4 separate regions of the Homo sapiens genome follow, and regions 1, 2 and 4 are each linked to region 3. The links are chromatin contacts, found by Hi-C or POLR2A ChIA-PET in ENCODE. All regions are on one chromosome and are shown on one strand. The core of a region is the stretch at or near the end of the contact, and the rest is flanking DNA. Distances in the headings are between cores, read along the strand shown.

What was found. Hi-C counts contacts between places; a loop is a spot of excess contacts on that map. ChIA-PET counts read pairs that join two places held with the same protein, here RNA polymerase II (POLR2A). Pooled maps may share reads with other maps.
Region 1: a loop to region 3 is called in a pooled map, with 3 times the contacts of the local background. The contact joins the enhancer-like site here to the promoter of NUDT13 in region 3. A Hi-C loop is called at or near these places in 1 of 50 pooled maps. POLR2A ChIA-PET finds 5 or more read pairs at or near these places in 2 of 52 experiments (T-cell and activated B cell).
Region 2: a loop to region 3 is called in a pooled map, with 4 times the contacts of the local background. The contact joins the enhancer-like site here to the promoter of NUDT13 in region 3. A Hi-C loop is called at or near these places in 2 of 50 pooled maps. POLR2A ChIA-PET finds 5 or more read pairs at or near these places in 3 of 52 experiments (A673, PC-9 and activated CD4-positive, alpha-beta T cell).
Region 4: a pooled map shows a loop between it and region 3 (4-fold over the local background). The contact joins the promoter of POFUT4 here to the promoter of NUDT13 in region 3. A Hi-C loop is called at or near these places in 1 of 37 single-sample maps with no recorded cell type and 3 of 50 pooled maps. POLR2A ChIA-PET finds 5 or more read pairs at or near these places in 3 of 52 experiments (B cell, OCI-LY7 and naive thymus-derived CD8-positive, alpha-beta T cell).

Annotation. Positions count from the first base shown.
Region 1 is chr10:73,953,407-73,959,084 of GRCh38, forward strand. No RefSeq gene overlaps it. Among named protein-coding and RNA genes, the nearest start is that of C10orf55, 33 kb to the left of the region's middle. RefSeq lists enhancers at 3,215-3,314, 3,502-4,009, 5,560-5,678. Within about 2 kb of position 3,270, at least 22 of the 41 ENCODE cell types and tissues checked have a DNase peak (open chromatin) inside an H3K27ac peak, as active enhancers do.
Region 2 is chr10:72,332,249-72,337,437 of GRCh38, forward strand. DNAJB12 (DnaJ heat shock protein family (Hsp40) member B12) reads right to left here. Exons shown (of 9, transcript NM_017626.7): 7 at 4,276-4,448; 8 at 3,532-3,683; 9 at 615-2,369. The coding sequence ends at 3,562. Among named protein-coding and RNA genes, the nearest start is that of DNAJB12, 20 kb to the right of the region's middle. RefSeq lists a silencer at 1-62 and enhancers at 2,569-2,978, 3,539-3,658. Within about 2 kb of position 3,348, at least 36 of the 41 ENCODE cell types and tissues checked have a DNase peak (open chromatin) inside an H3K27ac peak, as active enhancers do; they include A673, where a contact is called at or near this core.
Region 3 is chr10:73,107,943-73,113,333 of GRCh38, forward strand. NUDT13 (nudix hydrolase 13) reads left to right here and starts at 2,513. Exons shown (of 9, transcript NM_015901.6): 1 at 2,513-2,625.
Region 4 is chr10:73,770,528-73,775,781 of GRCh38, forward strand. It overlaps POFUT4 (protein O-fucosyltransferase 4), which reads left to right and starts at 1,749. Exons shown (of 3, transcript NM_173540.3): 1 at 1,749-2,514; 2 at 2,663-3,288; 3 at 5,014-5,254. The coding sequence starts at 1,807. The coding sequence ends at 5,158. It overlaps SEC24C (SEC24 homolog C, COPII component), which reads left to right. Exons shown (of 23, transcript NM_198597.3): 22 at 182-271; 23 at 428-1,634. The coding sequence ends at 568. RefSeq lists enhancers at 1,471-1,650, 2,241-2,350, 2,636-3,166, 3,011-3,060 and a silencer at 1,981-2,030.

The DNA of each region.
Region 1 (5,678 bases), core at 2,020-4,519, 850 kb after region 3:
CATCCATCTGCCAGGAGGGTCCAGGGATGACCAGGGAAGGCTTCACAGAGGAGGTGCTGCTTAAGCTGAGTTTTGAGGAATGAGGAGGAGTTTGCCAGTTGGACTGGGTGAGAAAGGGCATTGCAGAAAAAAGAGACCATCTTGCATAAAGTACCTTTTATAACAATACAGAGGAGTGAAAGAGGACATCCTTTTCATGAACATTCAGTTGGTCAATGAGGCAGAAGCACAGTGGACATGGGGGGAAGATGAGCTGAGAAACAGACACTCTAGAAACAGTAAGGAGCCTTTGAGAGACCTTGTATGGAATGGAGTGCAGGCATTGTTGCCCCATTTAAGAGTTGAGAAAACTGAGTCACAGGTTAAATGACTTGCCTAAGGTCATGTTAGGAGATGAGGCCAAGCTGGAATGTAACTTGAGGGTTTTTATGCTTCCAACCACAGTGCTGGGCCAGGCCCTGTCCTCAAGATCCCTCTGATGTTCTGGCTTGAACCACTTCAAAGCTGTTAGGAAAGAAGAAGAAGGCTTACGCCACTAGGCTCTGACCACACTGGCCACACACTTGGAGCACCCTTGTATCCAAAGCCACAAGAGAGCATTTTCTGAGAGTCTTTCCCAGAAAATGGCATGTACACATCCAACCTTGAAGTTGGTGGGTACCCTTCAGAAATGATGAAGGAGGTGGATTTCCACGGCATCCTGCCGTGCTGGGGAGCTGCTTCCCATCCTTGCTGCCAGGATTAAGTGGCATTTAGGCCTGTTATTCCTCAGGACAGGGAGTCATGGATGTGGCAGGAGCTCAGATTGAGTGATTTATTTATTATTTTATTTATTTATTTATTTATTGAGACAGAGTCTTGCTCTGTCACCCAGGCTGCAGTGCCGTGGCTCGATCTCGGCTCACTGCAACCTTCGCCTCCTGGGTTCAGGCATTTCTCCTATCTCAGCCTCCTGAGTAGCTGGGATTACAGGCGCCTGCCACCACGCCCGATTAATTTTTGTATTTTTAATAGAGACGAGGTTTCACCATGTTGGCCGGGCTGGTCACTCCTGACCTCAGGTGATCCACCCACCTCAGCCTCCCAAAGTGTTGGGATTACAAGCATGAGCCACTACGTCCAGCCTTATTTACTTGTTTGAGACAGAGTCTCGCTCTGTTGCCCAGGCTGGAGTGCAGTGGTGCAATCTTGGCTTACTGCAACCTCACCTCCCAGGTTCAAGCGATTCTTCTGCCTCAGTGGGGATTGCAGGTGTGCACCACCATGCATGGCTTTTTTTTTTTTTTTTTTGGTATTTTTAGTAGAGACAGGGCTTCACCATGTTGGCCAGGCTGGTCTTGAACTCCTGACCTCAGGTGATTCACCCCCACTTGGCCTCACAAAGTACTGGGATTACGGACATGAGCCACCATGCCCAGCCAGATTGAGTGTTTTATGATGCTGCATAGGCTTTGGAATAAGAAAGACCTGATTTCTCACCCTCACTCTAATGGCTAAAATGAAAAGACTGACAATTCCATGTGTTAACAAGGATGTAGAACAACTAGAACTCTCGTACAGGGCTGTTGGGAATATAAAATGGCCCAATCTCTTTGGAAAATTGTTTGGTGTACTTAATAAAGTTAAACATATTTCCCCCTAATAAGAATGTTCATGGCAGTGTTATTCAAAATAGCCTGAAACTGGAAAGAAAAATCTAAGTATTCAACAGGAGGATGGATAAATAAATTGGGTGGTAGATTCATAAAACGGAATACAATTCAGCATAAAAAAGGAACATACTGCTGGTACAGCAATGTGGGAAAATCCACAGACATACTATATGGAACAGAAGAAACCACATACAAGAATATGATTCTATTTTTTCTTTTTCTTTTTTTTGGGAGACAGAGTCTAGCTCTGTTGCCCAGGCTGGAGTGCAGTGGTGCAATCTCAGCTCACTGCAACCTCTGTCTCCTGGGTTCAAGTGATTCTCATGCCTTAGCCTCCTGAGTAGCTGGCACTACAGGTGTGTGCCACCATGCCCAGCTAACTTTTTGTATTTTTGGTAGAGATGGGGTTTCACCATGTTGGCCAGGCTGGTCTCGAACTCCTGACCTCAGGCAATCTGCCTGCCTCGGCTTCCCAAAGTGTTAGGATTACAGGTGTGAGCCATCACTCCTGGACAAGAATATGATTCTATTTACACGAAGTTCGAGAATAGGTAAAATTAATCTATGAGAATAGAGGTCAGAATATTGGTTACATTGGAGGCTAGGGGGAGTGAGTATTTGCTGGAAAGGGGCATGAAGGAACTCTGGAGTGTGATAGAAATAGTCTCATTTTGATCCGGGTGGTGGCTACATGGACATAATGGTATAAGTGTATACCACATATTATGTGGACAATTATGTGGACATGGCCTAATATATTACATAGTAGGTATATGTAAGTTATAGTTCAATAAAGTACTATGTGAGAGAGAAAGGAGGAGGAGGAAGAGGAGAAAGAAAGAAAAGAAAGAAAGGAAGAAAGAAAGAGAGGGAAAGAAAGAAAGTAAAAAAAAAATCCTGATTTTGATTTTGGTTTCCAGTTCTGCCCCTGTGACCCTTGGACAATTGACAACATTTCTGAGCCCCTTTCCTCACCCATAAAATGAGGATCACAGGCCAGGCTAGGTGGCTCACACCTATAATCTCAGCAATTTGGGAGGCCAAGGCGGGAGGATTGCTCAAAGCCAGGAGTTTGAGACCAGCCTGGGCAACAAAGTGAGGCCTGTCTCAACAAAATAAAAAAATTTTTAAATTAGCCAGGTGTGGTGGCATGAGCCTATAGTCCTAGCTACTCAGGAGGCTGGGGTGGGAGGATCCCTTAAGCCCAGGAGGTGGAGGCTGCAGTGAGCCCTGATTGCCTCGTTGGACCCCAGTCTGGGCAACAGAGCAAGTCCCTGTCTCTAAAATAAAATAAAATAAATAAATAAGGGATCCTAATAGTACCTCTCTCATAGGGTGGTTTGAGAGTCAAATGAGATAATGCACAAAAATCTCCTAGCCCAAGAGCCTGAAGCACCCTAAAAGTTCGGGAAACTGTATTCTTACTGTTGGCCCCTTACCTACCATCTCCTCCACCAGGAGCTGGCCCCTGAAGCCTCACCCCAAAAGAACGGTTTCTGCCCCCGGGTTATGTCAGGTCCTTAGGTGGAACTCTGAGTCCCACATCACTAAATGCTGACATGCCCGCAGAATCCAGGAGGCTCCAGTGACTAGAAAGAAGTTTCATCAAATTTGAACAGGAAGCAGCAGTGGCAGCTGATAATCTGTGACCTGAATATAGCTATCCATTATCTCACTGTGGTTTCTGGTTTCCCTGACAGAGAAAACGCCCACAACTTTCTTAAAGTTATTCTAAACACTCAGTTCCTTGTTTGGCTTTGGCAGGATAATGTTACCCCTGGGTGCCCCTGTGCTTTGGGCTGTGGCCTCCCTGCCAGCCTGAGGCTCCAGCTCTTCAGCCAATCTGTGGGGCAACCGTCCCTTCCACTCAGAGGGCAGTGACAGGAGCAGACCAGGAAAGAGGCCGCCAGTATCTGCAGCCATTGGAAGTGGGGGGGAAAAGCAAGAAACCTTAAATACAGCATTCTTGTTCCTCTTCAAGAAACCAGCCAGGCAGGACTGACATGCCGGGAGTGAGCCACCAGCTGCTTCTCACCATCACTGGTTTCTAAATTACGCTCCATTCCCAATTGCTTCTCTCTGGTTCTGTTCTCAGGAAAGCAAATCTGCCCTCCTAGTTCCTCCACCTCCAAATGAGGAGCTGAGCCCAGGCCCAGGACACAGGTTTGGCAGAAAAGCCGTTACCTCTTGTTATTGTAAAACCCAGAGTCCAAGAGGCTCCCAGACAATAGGCAAAGTAGGCAAAGTTTGTTTTTGCCTTCTCTTCCCCAGCCAAGCCCTGCTCACTGTTGTCTACCAAAGCTTTGATGACACCGTATCACTTATCACTACATCTTCTGAATTATTCATTCTGAAGAATTCAGGATTTCTTGTGTTCCCCCTCTCAGGAGTACTTATATGTTAAGAGAAACCTTGAGATAGTAATGCTTACTTAGAGGACCATGTCTCTGACACCTGTGTTTGGTAGGGAGGGGAGGGCTTTGGGCTCTCTCTGGCCCCCTGGTGGCCACCACTTCTCTGTTAGTGCTCCAGATGGAGATATGCGGATGACATGGCATGACTTTTAAAATATATATATATATTTTTCTTTTTTTTTTTTTTTTCTGAGACGGAGTCTCGCTCTGTTGCCCAGGCTGGAGTACAGTGGTGTGATCTTGGCTCACTGCAACCTCCACCTACCGGGTTCAAGTGATTCTCCCGCCTCAGCCTCCCCAGTAGCTGGGACTACAGGTACACCACCATGCCTGGCTGATTTTTGTATTTTTAGTAGAGACGAGGTTTCTCCATGTTGGCCAGGCTGGTCTCGAACTCCTGACCTCGTGATCTGCTCACCTCGGCCTCCCAAAGTGCTGGGATTACAGGCATGAGCCACCATGGCTGGCTAGAGTTTTTTTTTTTTAATTTCCTTTTTGTTTTTTTGAGACAAGATCTCACTCTTACTCTATTGGCCAGGCTCGAGTGCAGTAGCACCATCACGGCTCACTGCAGCCTCAACCTCTAGGGCTCAGGTGATCCTCCTGCCTCAGCCTCCCAAGTAGCTGGGACTACAGGCACACACACACACTGGCTGATTTTTTTTTTGTATGTTTTGTAGAGACAGGGTCTCCGTATGTTGCCTAGGCTGGTCTTGAACTCCTGGGCTCAAGCAATTTGCCTATCTCAGCCTCCCAAAATGCTGGGATTACAGATGTGAGCCACTGCGCCCACCTAAAAGATCTTGTAAAGATCTTTTTTTTTGTGTCTGGGAGCGGTGGCTCATACCTGTAATCCCAGCACTTTGGGAGGCCAAGGTGGGTGGATCACCTGAGGTCAGGAGTTCGAGACCAGCCTAGCCAATATGGTGAAACCCCATCTCTACTAAAAATACAAAATTTAGCTGAGCGTGGCGGTGGGCGCCTGTAATCCCAGCTACTCAGGAGGCTGAGGCAGGAGACTAGCTTGAACCCGGGGTGGGGCACGGAGGCTGCAGTGAGCCATTGTGCCACTGCACCTTCAGCCTGGGCAACAGAGTGAGACTCTGTCTCAAAAAAAAAAAAAAAAAGAGATAGTTTTTTGTTTGTTTTCTGAAGAGGAACAGGAAGGTGAAACTCCTGCAGTTTGGTTAGAACAAAATGGGGAAGCTGTCAAAGCAGGTGGCTGCAGAGCTCGGGAAGATACGGATAATGGCTGCTTTCACATGCCCCAGAGCTTGTGCTCAGAGCAAGAAGGCCTCCCAGGAAGGTCAGAGGAGTAAAGGGTCACTTAGGGATTCTGAGGCACAGTGGAAGTGATGCTAGTTGAGCAGAGATGAAACCAGACTTCTGAAGGCACAGCTCTGCCACCAGCTAGTTGAAAGCTGAGCAGTCATCTAACCTGTCTCAGGCTCATTCTCTTCACTTAAAATACCGCAGGCAGGAAGAATCACACTAAGATGTCGATAGTGGTCCTCTCTGGGTATAGAATTACAGGCGAGTTTGGTTTACTTTTTTTGGAGTGGGAGACAGGGTCTTGCTCTGTTGTCCAGGCTGGAGTGCAGCGGCGTGATCA
Region 2 (5,189 bases), core at 2,098-4,597, 770 kb before region 3:
GAGGCCTGGGCAGATCTGCCGCTCCATTCACAGGAGCCCGACCCGACTTGGGCTGCCACATTTTAAACTTTTTCAACCTCCTGGAGAGGAGGGCGGGCTGCGGGGGCGGTTTGGGGGAGGATGGTGGGAAGGACGATGGAAACAAACTCGCAACACTTTTCCCAGGATCTGGCTCCTGAGTGGGATCGAGCTCCAGGCTGGGGCCGGGAATTTCGAATGCTCTGCGGGCACATGGCAGGCCTGAGGGTGTGGGGGGGAGGGATTGGGAGAGGGAAAAGCAGAGGGTGATGGTCGTGGCCCAGATGCCCAGCCAGGACTGGCGCTGGGGACCCCAGGGACCCAGACTGCTCAGGTCCTGCAGCCCCCCAGTCACCTGAGCACCCCTCTGCCTGGATGGAGTTAGTTCTGGAACAGCATGTGTGGCTTAAGTGGCTGTTAGCCAGGGCCAGGGGTCGGGGGAAATTCAGGCTCATCATCTAGAGCTCCTTGTGGCACAGGCTGGACAGTGTCAGCAGCAGCAGGGGCTTGTGCCCCCTCCCCCCCACCCCTTAGGCCTCCCTGCTCAATGCAGACCCACCACGGCCAGTCACATAATAAACATATATTAACAGATGTACAATTTGAGAATTCTAATTCAAGAAATACAGCTTCCAGAGGATCCTTTAGGATCTATGTTCTTATTGCACATGGCTCAGCCCGTCTAGGGACATCTACCAAGACCAGATGGTCGGGGCGTGGGGGCAGAGCACCGGGGCCACAGTGGGTAGGCACTCTGGCCACATCAGTTCTTATAATCTCTCTGGGCTGAAGTGGCTGCTTCATTGCAGGGTTGGACCTTGTTTAAAAACCAGATTTGACATTTCCTTACCGAACTTCCTTTCCCAGCAAGAATCCTATTTGTTGGGGGACTTTTAAAAAAAGAGCCGAGAGAAACTCTGGGAGGGTGGTTATCACCTCCTGGCTGGCAGCTTGGGGAAGTAAGGCTTTGGAAGACGGCGGGCGCAATGACACACCCACCGCCACAGGAAAACATGGTCATTCCAGAAGGCCCAGGAGAAACTGTGGGAATAAATAAAACCTCCCTCCTCCCACTGGCGGCAAGTGCTGTTTTAAGCAAAATCCTCATTTCAATGTGAGGGTAAGAAAACTATTCTGGTTCAGGTGTATCCTTTGTCCAAGGTACGAGAGGAGGCCTGGCGGTCACATCAACAGCGAGTGAAGACAGAGGCAGCCACGGGCACTGCCTTTTCTTCAGGAGTCGAGGAGGCTGCCCTGGGGTCCCGGCACCACTGACTGACTCGGAGGAAGAACTTTCTGAAGTCCTTGGTGCATGACTTAGGAAAAACCAGTGGCAATGATGGAGCTGTGCCCTGTGGCACCTATAAGGCAAAGCCCACTGAGGGACTTAGGGGTGGGGAAATGGTTAGGTAGATCCTGGCCCCCTCTGCAGGCCTTCCCTTCTGTGGGCAGGGGGCTGGAGGGCTCCTGGGCACCAGGACAAAGAGCCCACCAGCGCTGCTGAGAGGGGAGAGGTGGTCTCACCCAAGCAGGTCCTTGTGGGGCCTCTACTGTGACTCAATACTGACCTGGCACCTGCCTCCATGGCCTGCTCCTCTCCAGGTTAACCATAATCCTGAGGCCTTCGCGGGTTCACACTATCATGATTACTGCTGCCATCAAAACCAGGCTGGGGTTTCGGGGGGCTGTGAAAAGCTCTGATGCGACTCTCCTTATGCTGTCAGCTACAGCTAATGTCTAGCAAAAACATCACCAGGGTACCTTCCCCAAACAGGCCTCATTTTCTAAAACATGGAAGAAATCAGCTCAACAACTTAACCAAATCCCTGCAGAGTTTAAAAAGTAGACTATATATATATATATCTTCATATATGCCTATTTACATATAAATAGATATATATACATATACACGCATCTATAAATTACATTCTATGGAGAGTTCTCTTTCTTCCTCCTATCTTTGGCCAGGGCCTCTGGCTTCTCCTGAGAGGTGGCTGGTGGTGGCTCCTGTGAGGGAGGAAAGGCAGCTGGGTGCCCCCTCCCCCAGCCCTTCCCACTGATATCTGCTGCGAGTTTTACATTCTACTTTCGTTGCCATGGTTTCTGTATCCTAGGAGAGAGGCGATGCGGAGCCTCCGCCAGCCCTGCGAGGGAGGGAAGCAGCCCCATGGCAGGTTTTCTGTCTGTCCTAAGAGCTTTCTGCATTTACTGGGTGAGAGAGAGGGCAGCTGTGCAGCGTTCGGCCTCCAATTCCATTTTAATTTTGTTTCTTTGTTTGTCTTTCCTCAAATATACAGTCCATCACCTTGGCTCAGTGCATGTCACCAAAAATTCTCCAGGGATTTCATAGTCTGGGGAGGAGAGTGGCAACAGTTAGCTCGGCATTCAGGCGGCACCGGCTCCTCTAGCTTATGCCACACAAGTAGCCCCCCTTGCCACTGCACCGCTGCACCGTGCTGCCCGCTCGACCCCCACCAACCCCACTTGCGGCCTGCCCTCCTGCGGCAGCACAGAGGCAGGCACAAATGGCCTCCAGGCAGAGTCAGCCATGGATCCAGGCCGGGAGGACACAGGCAAAGGAGGGGGTGGGCAGGGCACCCACACAGAGAAGAACCTTCACTGCTTCTGCCCACACTTCTCTGGGCTTGGCTGAAGTGGCCACCTCTGGCAAACGCTGGGAACAGAGCCCAGCGCCCCCATTCGCCGGGCTGCAGAAGGAGGGAGCCTGCTACCAGCAACTCTCATTTCCCCTCCACCCCTCCTGTGCTGAGCGGCTGCGTCTGACCCTGAACTCATGACCTTCTGTTCCCTTCCTCAGACCGCAGGCGAGATGCCTGGGCAAGGCCGGATGCCTGTGGCTTCCAGGCTGCCAGGTGTGACGGCATTCGAGAGAGTGCCTCAGATCCCACCAGAGGGGGGTGGTCAGGGCCCGCGGCCCCTGCCGCCACCAAGACTGCCAGCTCCCACCCACCTCGTGGCTGCCTGTTCATCTTGCTCCATTTCCTCCTAGCTGGAGGGATGGAGAAAGGGGAGGGCTCTTGGCCCACCTATTCCCACATGGTTCTTCCTGGTATCAGGCAGGCAGTGTGCATATGGGGCTCTCTTGGGCCCCACCATATGTGATGGCCTAAATACCAGGGCACGGACAATAGTCTGCTGTGCTGGAGAAAGGGCCGTGCTGACTGATGGCTGGAGTGGACCAAGAAGCCCCGGGTGGCCCTCAGCAACAGTTTCAAGTTCCCACTCTGCCTGGTTCTGGGGTCCCCCACACCCCTGGAGCCAGGGAGCAGAGCGGAGGAGTGGGGAGGACAGCATCGCTAGAGGGCGGAAACCGACCTTGGTTTCCCAGCAGGCCCCACAGCTGCTCGGTCTCTGGAGGCTGGAGGTCAGGCTGGGGACAGGAGTCTTTGCCACAATCACCAGGCTTCCTCCCTTTCTCCCCCTCCCTCCTCTGCTCATGACCAGGGCCAAAGCTGCCAGGAGTTGCAGGGTGGAGGCAGCCCTGGCTCATACTTGGACCTCGGTGGTGTGGCTGGCCCAGGACTATCCATGCAGGGAGGCCTGCACCTCTGACAGTCGGCTGCAGCTGGGGGTGCCCATCTTCTGTGCTCTGTGGTACATATCTGTGTCGCCAAAGTAGCGTGCCCGGTACAGCAAGCCTTCCTCTGCAAAGCAATGGGACAGGGTTAGTGCACACCCAGTACCTCCCGAAGCCTGCAAGGAAGCCTGCGAGGGCTGTGGAGGGCGGAGGAAAGCTGGTACATGCCCGGGGCTTGGGCAGGGCTGGCCTCCCATTAGGAAGACCATGGAGGAGCAGAGACTACAGTCCTTATGTGGGCGAGGGTGACAGAGGCGCCTTTCTCTAGAATGCAGTGAGGCCAGCCAAGGTGAGACCCTGTCATCCTGGTCAGGCCTCCCCAGGGTCCCACAGACAGATCCAGGAGCACAGTCAGGGGGTGGCCAGGGATCCATCCGCTCCAGTCCATCTCTACACACTCACCTCTGGCAGCCAACATGCTGGGCTGATGGCAGTGATTTACGGGAACCTGAGGAAACTACCAGGTGGCCCCTGGCTCCCAGCCCCGGAGAAACACAGGAGTGGAGACCAGCTCTTGTCTGGGAGGTGGCTGGTGCAGGGCAGTGCCAGGGGCTGGGCCCTCAGAGCACAGGGTGAGCAGGGCTCTCTCCTTCCCCTGCTTTCCAGCTTCATCCCAAGCCACCTCCCAAATACAGCCCCCGCCTTCCCCCCACACTCACTCTGCTGCTTCTCCTTCCAGCAGTTGTTCCGGAGGTTGGCGATATAATCATCTTCCACATTCCGCTCGACTGTTTTGAGGCTGGAGCCTGTGTACTCTTCGGAGAAAGTGTCTCCCACATAGTAGACGACACCCAGGTGGTCAGTGACTCGCCTGTGGATGTGGCCCACGGACCTGGCCAGAAATACCAGGTTCAAAGTGGGTGCGGGTCCCCATGCCCAGGGCACTCTAGGGGTATGGGCCCCAAGACAGGAGGTGCCGCACAGACCAGAGGAGTAGTTGGTTCCCTCTCAAACCAGAGCAGGGACCCGCACACTCCCTGAAAGGAGAGTCTGAGGAAAAGGCAGCGTCCTCCCACACACGTGGCCCAGACCGCAGGACGCCCTGCCTTTAGATCCCTGCTTACCACACTGCTGACCTGGGGCCTTTGGGGAGAGGCCTGGTCTAGGGAACTGGAGACCTGAGAGGGAATCTGGGCTCTGCCTCTGTGCCTCCATCTCCCCATTCATCCCCTAAGCCAATTGTTGCTGAGTGCTTGCCTGCCTATCTAGGAGTTCCCAGTGTAGGGTTAAGAGGCTTAGGAACAAAATGACAGGAAGGGCTCCAGGGAGCCTTATCCTCCCAGCTCCAATCACAGGCTCTGTCAGCTGTGGGAAGAGCCTTGACACCCAGACAGGACCAGTGCTCTGGGGACAACAGTCCCTGCCCTAGTCCTCTGCTCCTCACATCTCTCCAGTTGCAGGGAAAAGGGCTGGCATCTGGCCACAGGGAGCCTGAGCCGGCGGCCAGGGTCCAGTGGACCGACTCTGCCCCCTGCTGGCTGAGAAGGGTCCTGCCAGCTCCCAGCCAGAGGTGGCCACCTTTTGGGAGAGGGGGACCCACCCCACTGAAGATGTGCACCCACTGTGTAGCTGA
Region 3 (5,391 bases), core at 1,263-3,762:
TATTATTATAGCACTTAACAATTACTACAAAAAGTTATTTTGACTTTTTAAATTATTAGAGCCCCAATTTCCCCCTAAGCATCCTTAGAATCCATTGACTTTATATCTTGTTTCCCTACAATTTTCTGTGTCTTCCTTAAGGATAATGAACCAATCTGATTTTTTTTTTTTTTTTTTCAGACAATGTCTCGCTCTGTCACCCAGGCTGGAGTGCAGTGGCGCAATCTCAGCTCACTGCAACCTCTGCCTCTCGGGTTCAAGCGATTCTTGTGCCTTAGCCTCCCAAGTAGCTGGGACTACAGGTATGTGACACCAGACCTGGCTTAATTTTGTATTTTTAGTAGGGTTTCACCATGTTGGCCAGGCTGGTCTAAAACTCCTGACCTCAAATGATGTGCCCACCTCGGGCTCCCAAAGTGCTGGGATTACAGGCATGAGCCACCATGCCCGGCCTACTCTGATCTCATCTCTGATCACCATGCTCTTTCCTAGCCTTTCCTCAAACGGCACACTCCCACCCCAGGGCCTTTGCATATGCTTATTTTGCTCTGTCTACAAATCTCTTTCCATAGATATAAATTTGGTTTCTTCATCACCTTCTTCAGGGTCTTTGTTTAAATATTATCTTAACAATGAGGCTGACCATCCTATATAAAATAGCAAAATAATCCCTCTACTTATCTTGCTTTATTTTTCTTCTTAAGCTTTATAACCACGACACATTGTATATTTACTCGTTTGTTTCCCCTTCTAGAATGTAAGTTACATGAGGACAGAGATTTTCATGTTTTGTTCCCTGCTGTATCCTATCCCTATAACAGTCCTAGGCACATTGGGTACTCATTAAATACATGTTGAATGAGTGGACTTCTTCTCTTGGCTGGGTGCGGTGGCTCACGCCTGTAATCCCAGCACTTTGGAAGGCTGAGGCGAGTGGATCACTTGAGGTCAGAAGTTTAAGACAGCCTGGTCAACATGGCGAAACCCTGGCTTTACTAAAAATACAAAAATTAGCCAGGCATGGTGGTGTGCACCTGTTATCCCAGCTGCTCGGGAGGCTGAAGCAGGAGAATCACTTGACTCCGGAGGAGGAGGTTTCAGTAAGCCAAGATTGTACGTACCACTGCTCTCCAACCTGAGCGACAGAGCAACTCCATCTCAAAAAAAAAAAAAGTGTCTTCTCTCATAGGCAAGTAACTTCAGTAGTAAAACGAGAAGAGAGCAGCACCAAAGTAGCTCTGCTGAGAGGTGAAGCCAGCTGGACTTCCTGGGTGGAGTGGGGACTTGGTGAACTTTTCTGTCTAGTTAGAGAATTGTAAATGCACCAATCAGCACACTGTAAAAATGCACCAATCAGCACTCTGTGTCCAGCTAAAGGATTGTAAACACACCAATCAGCACTCTGTAAAAATGCACCAATCAGCGCTCTGTGTCTAGGTAAAGGATTGTAAACGCACCAATCAGCACTCTGTTTCCAGCTAAAGGATTGTAAACACACCAATCAGCACTCTGTAAAAATGCACCAATCAGTGCTCTGTGTCTAGCTAAAGGATTGTAAACACACCAATCAGCACTCTGTGTCTAGCTAAAGGATTGTAAATGCACCAATCAGCACTGTGTCTAGCTAAAGGATTGTAAACGCACCAATCAGCACTCTGTAAAAACGCACCAATCAGCACTCTGTGTCTAGCTAAAGGATTGTAAATGCACAAATCAGCACTCTGTCAAATGGACCAATCAGCACTCCATAAAATGGACCAATCAGTGCTCTGTAAAATGGACCATTCAGCAGGATGTGGGCAGGGACAAATAAGGGAATAAAAGCTGGCACCCCCAACAGCAGCGGCAACCTACTCGGGTCCCCTTCCACGCTGTGGAAGCTTTGTTCTCTCGCTCTTCACAATAAATCTTGCTGCTGCTCACTCTTTGGGTTCGTGCCACCTTTAAGAGCTATAACACTCACCGAAAGCTCCACGGCTTCATTCTTGAAGTCAGCAAGACCAAGAACCCACTGGAAGGAACCAACTCCGGACACACTTCTAGGAGACTACTTCCAGTCAAATGGAATGCGCTTCCTCTGATCAAGAAATGAATCCTACCATAAGTTCAAACATATCTATACATACCTATACAGAGTCCCATCCTTTTAAATTGGAAGAACTTCATGAAATTTTAGAGCTAGTTCTAAAGTGTGCAGAGAGAGAACTAGAGATATACTAAGGTTAAAAGGTATTTGATTCCCACCCCTGCTTCATCCTCTCCCCAGCCTCATAATATATGCCTTCTGTGTATGAGGGTGGACTTAATGACTTTATCTTTTTTTAATTAAAAAATGGATCTAATACTAACCTACTTTCTCCAAGGATACAGTAGTTCTCTTGGTAATAAGATCTTAGATGTTCATGCTTTTGACAATCATGGTTAACTTGCAGCTGGAGAACACAGCAGCATGCCTGGGAACTGAACTACAATTCCCAGAGTGCATCTCTAGGAGGATTCTGGGAAGTGTGGCAGAAGCAGCAATGGTCCCTCCAGGGAACGGAAGCCGTTGAACGTGAACATTTGGAGTTTCCTCTTTTGTGCTGATTCCTGAGGACTAGGAAGGTGCCCCGAAAAGAATTCAGAGTGAGTACAGTGAAACAGAAACCTGCTCAGCTTCTAAGTGCAGGAAGGACTTCACAGGGAGGCATGATCAGAACTTGAAAAAAGGTCGTGGTCACAGCATTTTAACATTTTAGCTTAATCTCTTCCTTTTTGCAGAAACCAGGGATATAACCATAGTTTTGCCTCATAACTGTGGAGCTACATCAGTAACCACAGCTCATCATTTTCTGATACTTTTTTGGAGAGTCATTTAAAAATGGAACTTGCCAACCTCTCACATTGTGCCTTAATTTTTATTTTTTTTTAAAGGAGGGAAAATTATTTTTTAGAAAGCAAACTATAAAGCAGGTCAGTGAGACCTTCAAAGCTGTATTCCCGTGGTTCCTCAGTTTTCCATATTTCCCTGTCCCATGGAGGTCCACAGTCGTGGAGAAACGGACTCTAAACACAGGCGAAGTATCACTTGGTCGCCCAGGCTGGAGTGCAGTGACACGATCTCCACTCACTGCAAGCTCCGCCTCCTGGGTTCATGCCATTCTCCTGCCTCATACTCCCTAGTAGCTGGGACTACAGGCGCCCGCCACCACGCCCAGCCACTTTTTTTTGTATTTTTAACAGAGACGGGGTTTCACCGTGTTAGCCAGGATGGTCTCGATCTCCTGACCTCGTGATCCGCCCACCTCGGCCTCCCAAAGTGCTGGGATTACAGACGTGAGCCACCGCGCCCGGCCTAAAAAAAGGTCTCTTAAATACTAGGGAACCTGGCCTCTTCACGGTGGAAGTAACCACTAGATTCAAGATGGGCTTTTTTTGTTTTGTCTTGTTTTGTTTTGTTTTTTTGTTTTGAGACGGAGTCTCGCTCTGTCGCCCAGGCTGGAGTGCAGTGGCGCGATCTCGGCTCACTACAAGATGGGCTTTTTTGTCACGCTGTAGTACTTTATAATCTTTCTTCTGGAAAGATGAACAGGATAAGAAACGTGTGAATCATTTGTGTTGGGGAGTTCAAAGAAACTCTTAATGTTAAAGCACCTTGCCTCATCATTTAGTAGTTGGGTAAGACTGCTATTACCTTTCATCTCTATCAAACATTGTACTTTTAAAAACATAAATAGCTCTGTGACCATCAGCTCATGAGTCAGCAGCCATGATAATCTACAACTGGCTAAGGTTAATTTAGTAGCAGAAACTAGGCAAAACATCAGGCAGCAGTTCCCAAGGTCCAAGAAACTCACCAAATGAATTCCCTTTGGCTCATGGAATATGGTGAGGTGTTTTGGGGAACAGTGGCATGGAGGTAGCCTCATTAACCAGTTAGTCTCAGGAACTACTATTTTATTAGGCTTTTCTTTTGTCTTAAAAGGAATAAGTACACATGGCTAATTTTTTTTTCAGTACAGAAAAATGAACAAAATAAAAATTACAGGCACCTTTTTCAATATTTGTCTTCATCCCACTCCCCCAAATTAGTCACTCTTTAATAGTTTGGTATGTATACTTCTAGTCATTTGAAAAATATAAATAAGGCCGGGGGCAGTGGCTCTTGCCTGTAATCCCAGCACTTTGGGAGACCCAGGCAGGCAGATCACCTGAGAACAGGAGTTCGAGACCAGCCTGACCAACATGGAGAAACCCCATCTCTACTAAAAAAAATACAAAATTAGCTAGGCGTGGTGGCGTATGCCTGTAATCCCAACTACTCGAGAGGCTGAGGCAGGAGAATCGCTTGAACCCGGGAGGTGGAGGTTGCGGTGAGCCGAGATTGCGCCATTGCACTCCAGCCCGGGCAACAAGAGCGAAACTCCGTCTCAAAAAAAAATAGAAAGAAAAATATAATTAAATACATATAATTTATGTATATTGGTATGTCTGTGTCCTTTTTTTTATAAATAATTAGGTCATGTTAACCAACTGTTACCTGTTTTTTTCTCCAGCTTTATTAAGGTATAATATTAAGGTATTAAAGTATAATATATACTTTTTGACAAAAAAAGTATATATTTATAGTTTACAATGTGATGTTTTGATACAGGTATACATTGTGAAATGATTAAATCTAGCAAATTAATATATTCATCACCTCACATTTTTTGTGTGTGTTGAGAATATTTAATATCTACTTTCTTAGTAATTTCCAAGTATATAATATATTATGAACTATAGTTACCATACAACACAATAGATATCCAGAATTTATTCATCCTAACTGAAACTTTGTACACTTTGACTAGTATCACCTCCAATTCCTCCTTGCTTTTTTTGTTTACTTAATAATGTGTTCTAAGTCTCTCTCCCTGTTACTATATATATATATTTTTTTCACTGTTATATTATTTTCTATTTGTTCTTTTTCTTTTTTTTAAGACGACGTTTTGCTCTTGTTGCCCAGGCTGGAGTGCAATGGCACGATCTCTGCTCACTGCAACCTCTGCCTCCTAGGTTCAAGCGATTCTCCTGCCTCAGCCTCCCAAGTAGGCAGGATTACAAGCGTGTGCCACCACGCCCAGCTAATTTTGTATTTTTAGTAGAGATGGGGTTTCTCCATGTTGGTGAGGCTGGTCTCGAACTCCTGACCTCGGGTGATCCGCCCGCCTCGGCCTCCCAAAGTGCTGGGATTACAGGCGTGAGCCACCGCACCCAGCCCTTCTATTTGTTCTTAAGTCGCGTATTAATCCATTTTATCATAATTTTCAGTTAACGTTCTTGTACATATCCTTTCCTTCCTAGGGTAAATTCCTAAACATGGAATTGCTGAGGAAAAAGAGAGGCTTATTATTTGACACTTTAATA
Region 4 (5,254 bases), core at 499-2,998, 660 kb after region 3:
TGGGAGCCAATATAGTTAGTGTGCTAGTACCCTCAAATATCAGGGAACACTTGGGGACAAGGGCAGTTGCTGTCATTCTTCCCAGGTTTGCCTGTTTCAGATGATGCATACATGTATGCTGCCCCACCTTGACTGAACTCAGAGTGCCTTACCATAAGGATAAATGAATTTTGTGTTCTAGAGTGTTCTGCCAGTTCTGGATAATCCACTGTCCAAGAAGGTTCGAGGCCTCATTGATAGCTTACGGGCACAGAGATCCCGGTACATGAAGGTAACACTGATCTGAACCCTGGATTTCTTACCTTGTCAAGTCCTCACCTAGAAGTGGGGGTTGGGTGGGGAATGAGTAAGTGACTGCCTAATGAGATTTCTGGGCATGTTTAATTTCCTTTGGCCTTGCCTTATGAACCCTGAATTCTGGCCGTAGCTTACCGTGGTGAAACAGGAAGACAAGATGGAGATGCTGTTCAAGCACTTCCTGGTGGAAGACAAGAGTCTGAGTGGGGGAGCATCTTATGTGGACTTTCTCTGTCATATGCACAAGGAGATTCGGCAGCTACTGAGCTAAAGCAAGTGGGTAAATGGCATAGGGCCCAGGCTAGCTTCCAGAAAGCACCCCAGGATGTCAGAGAAATTGGGACAGTAACATATCTTATGTAAGCTGACCTCAGTCTCTCTGGGGGGAGGGGGAGATATAAGGAGACACCTTCTTTCTGGGCTCAAGTATCCTGCCACTCTGTCATGTCCTGCTGATGGAAGGTGCCCCTGTTCCCTCATTCTACCCTCTTTTTCCTGCTAATCCTGTCATAATGAATGTAGCTTCTCAGTTCACTGTATATGATTCGGTATTGGGGGTTTGGAGGCACCCAGACCCTGGCAATATTATGTGTCCCTTTGGACCAGTCTCCCAAGAGGAGAGGGGCAGGCAGGAAAGAGTGGGGATCCTAAGGTTACTACAGGGGGCTCAGTGTCATCCACAACTTCCTATATTAGGGATAAAACATATAGGTGCACAAGAGCTGGGGTATAGCCCATAGGTGGTGGAGAGAAAAGTGGTCAGTCCTTCTTGGGCCTGGAGGTTAGCAGTCAAGTTTCTCTGCTTTCACTGCTCGCTCGCTCTCTCCTGCAATGATTGATGATCACTCCGTGGATAGAGAGGCACACTGTCAGAGGTGACCGGAGAACTGAGTTGCAAAATATATTAAGATCTGGTAGAGGTACCAGCTTCCTTTCCAGCTGGAGAGGCCCCAACACTGGATGGTTCTGTAGGGAGCCTAGGGAGCCTGGTCATCAACTTGCAATACCTCACAGAGCCAGTTCACATCCCACTCTGAGCTCCCACGAGAAACACTGCTTCTCCAGGCCCGGGGTTGTTGGGGAGAGAGGCAGAGGCAGCTGGAGCGCCGTTCTCTCCTGCTGGGACACCGCTTGGGCTTTGGTATTGACTGAGTGGCTGACAGTTATCTTCCAACCCCAACTGGCTTGGGGGCAGGACAAGGGCTAGGCTTGATGGTGGCCAGGCTTGCCTGCTCCCCACCTGGGATGCCCCTGCTCTGGACCTCTCATTTCTCTTCATTGGTTTATTTTTCAATGCATCTTTAATTTGTAAAGAAATAAAATAAATTAAGATGTAACCATTAGCCTCATCTTTACTCCCGAAAGCTCACTTTGCTTTTAGTCCTGGCCGTCGGCTGAGCGAGCTGCGCATGCGCCACGTGCCCCCGTGGCGTAGGGCCTCGTCCGGTCACGACTATCCGCTGGGCGGGGTCGGTGCTGGCCGAGGGGGCGCCGGCTGCCGGAGTGGACATGGCGGCCGGCCCCATTAGGGTGGTGTTGGTCCTTCTAGGGGTGCTCAGTGTCTGTGCAGCCAGCGGCCATGGGTCCGTAGCGGAGAGGGAGGCCGGCGGGGAGGCGGAGTGGGCGGAACCGTGGGATGGCGCGGTTTTCCGGCCGCCCTCGGCGCTGGGCGCAGTGGGGGTGACGCGCAGCTCTGGGACGCCGCGGCCAGGGAGGGAGGAGGCGGGGGACTTGCCGGTACTGCTGTGGTGGAGCCCAGGGCTATTCCCCCACTTCCCGGGAGACTCGGAGCGCATCGAGTGTGCGCGCGGCGCGTGCGTGGCGTCCCGGAACCGCCGAGCGCTGAGGGACTCGCGGACGCGCGCGCTGCTCTTCTACGGCACAGACTTCCGCGCGTCGGCCGCCCCGCTGCCGCGCCTGGCGCACCAGAGCTGGGCGCTCCTCCACGAGGAGTCGCCCCTCAACAACTTCTTGCTGAGCCACGGCCCGGGCATCCGCCTCTTCAATCTTACCTCCACCTTCAGTCGCCACTCGGATTACCCGCTGTCGCTGCAGTGGCTGCCCGGGACCGCCTATCTGCGCCGCCCGGTGCCTCCGCCCATGGAACGCGCGGAGTGGCGCCGCCGCGGCTACGCGCCGCTGCTCTATCTGCAGTCACACTGCGACGTGCCAGCGGACCGGGACCGCTACGTGCGCGAGCTCATGCGCCACATCCCGGTGAGTGAGGGCGGGCCGGAGGGAAGGAAAAGGAGAGGGCGGGTTGAGGCCAGGACTCCAGGTGTCCAGGACTCCAGGTGTCCAGGACTCCAGGTGTCCAGGCCTCCAGGGCCGCACCCTCATGACAGCCTTACTGTACCCGGTCTAGGTAGACTCCTACGGGAAATGCCTGCAGAATCGGGAGCTGCCTACCGCGCGGCTACAGGACACAGCCACGGCCACCACCGAGGATCCAGAGCTCTTGGCTTTCTTGTCCCGCTATAAGTTCCACTTGGCCCTGGAAAATGCCATCTGTAACGACTACATGACAGAAAAACTGTGGCGTCCCATGCACCTGGGCGCTGTGCCCGTGTACCGCGGTTCTCCCTCTGTGAGGGACTGGATGCCGAACAATCACTCCGTCATCCTGATTGATGATTTTGAGTCTCCTCAGAAGCTGGCAGAGTTTATTGACTTTCTGGACAAGAATGATGAGGAGTATATGAAATACCTGGCATACAAGCAACCTGGGGGCATCACCAACCAATTTCTTCTGGATAGTCTGAAGCATCGGGAGTGGGGAGTGAATGATCCTTTGCTGCCTAACTACCTCAACGGCTTCGAGTGTTTCGTCTGTGACTACGAACTGGCTCGGCTGGATGCCGAGAAAGCCCACGCGGCCTCTCCCGGGGACAGCCCCGTCTTTGAGCCCCACATTGCCCAGCCCTCACACATGGACTGCCCAGTGCCCACACCTGGCTTTGGCAATGTGGAAGAGATTCCTGAGAATGACAGGTAAGAGTGCTGGGGTCCCCTGCAGCTATCAAATCATTTACTTACTTGCTTACTGTGGGCAATTAAGTAGCACTAGGTGCTGAGCAGGTGCAGGAGGAAATTATCACATGGGCTCATTCTGTATTTAAGGTGTCAACAGTCTAGTTGGGGGGATAAGACAAGCTGAAAAAGCTGAATAGATGTAAAATATAATTCAAGGCAACGTATGAAAATCAGCTTATGTGAACAATGTTTCCAGTAGTGGTTCAAAAAGATTGAACCAGAGTACAGGGCCTGTGCAGACAGGGGAGAGAGAAAATGGGGCAAATAAATAGGGACAAGGCTATAAATATCATTAATACCAGGTTCAGGAGTTTGCACTGCACTAAAAATCAACTCAGCTATTTGAGCACCTTTTATAGAGTGGAAATGGGGTTGGGCAGTAGAGAAGAGCACTTTTAGAGAGGCTTTTCTGCAGTAGTCAGGGGTTACACCTGTTAACCAGCCATAATTTTTTTTTTTAAGCGGCTGTGCTGAGGATGAGCCCCATGTAGTTGGTGCAGGTGGGGACACACTGCCTGTGTAACTAGAAAAACTAGGCATGGCCGGGCACGGTGGCTCACACCTGTAATCCCAGCACTTTGGGAGGTCAAGGGGGGAGGAACACTTGAGGCCAGAGACAATATAATATATAATATAATATATTGACCAGCCTGGACAATATAATAAGAGCCTCTCTGTACAATTTAAAAACTAAAAGCCTGGGGTGGTGGCACATACCTGTAGTCCTGGCTACTTGGGAGGCTGTGGCAGGTGGATTGCTTGAACCTAGGAGTTCAATGCTGTAGTGAGCTAGGATCGTGCCACTGCATTCCAGCCTGGGTTGGAGTAAGACCCTGTCACACACACACACACACACAAAACAATGCACAATGCGCATCAGAAGGGAAGCGAATAGGCTACTGTAGTAGGTGGCAAAAGGTGGTGGTACTGGGAAACAAGGCCAGCGTGTGGTGTGGGGTGGGAAAATGTTGAAACCACTTGTAGCAAGCCACACCTATTGGGGGAGAGGTGATAAGATTATTAAGCTGAAGTAAGGCTGCTAGAATGGCCTATAGAAACCGACTTGGACAGTGGATGGCAGCAGAAGGCCATTTATTAACAGATGCTGCTGGCAGTTTTGTCCTGATGGTTGGAATCCTTCACCAAGTAATTTGTATCTAATTACAAATTGTTTGTATCTGAACATAATATGATTTACTAGAGGAAAAGTATGAAAAAATATGAAACATTAAGAAAATAAATATTCAGGTTATGTCTTTTCTAGATACTGGATGCTACTTCATTTTGATGCACCTTCATTTTGATTATTGGCATAAAGGTGAAACTTAAAAGATAATCATCTAAAGACCCCTGCCCCCTTGCTTTCCTTATGGAGACTGCCACTTCCAGTCTGGCCTCTGCTTTGCCTGCCTCTGAACCCCCTCCACATTTGGGAGCCAGAAGCAGGCAAGTCAGGAATCGTAATTGATTGGGTAGTCTGTGTGATGTCTTTGTGTTTGTGACTTACTGCCTGTCGCTTGGGCTTATATTGGATTTACTTCACTTTGTCTTCCTTTCACAGCAGTCTTGTCCAAGTTAGAGACCACTGTATCTGCTTAAGATTTCTTTGGCCCCACTCGGAAAAAGGCAGGACTCATAACTATGCTGCAGTTCCATAATCCAACCCCCATTTTGATATTTCAGTTGGAAAGAGATGTGGCTGCAAGATTATTGGCAAGGTCTGGACCAGGGGGAAGCTCTCACTGCCATGATCCACAACAATGAAACAGAGCAGACGAAATTTTGGGATTACCTACATGAAATCTTCATGAAGAGGCAACATCTCTAAGTGCCCTTGCAAGAGCCTTTAACTTGGCGGAGCTAAGGAGATCTTATTCTACCATGGGACATAAGGAGCATCCACTGCACAAACCCTTAATGAACA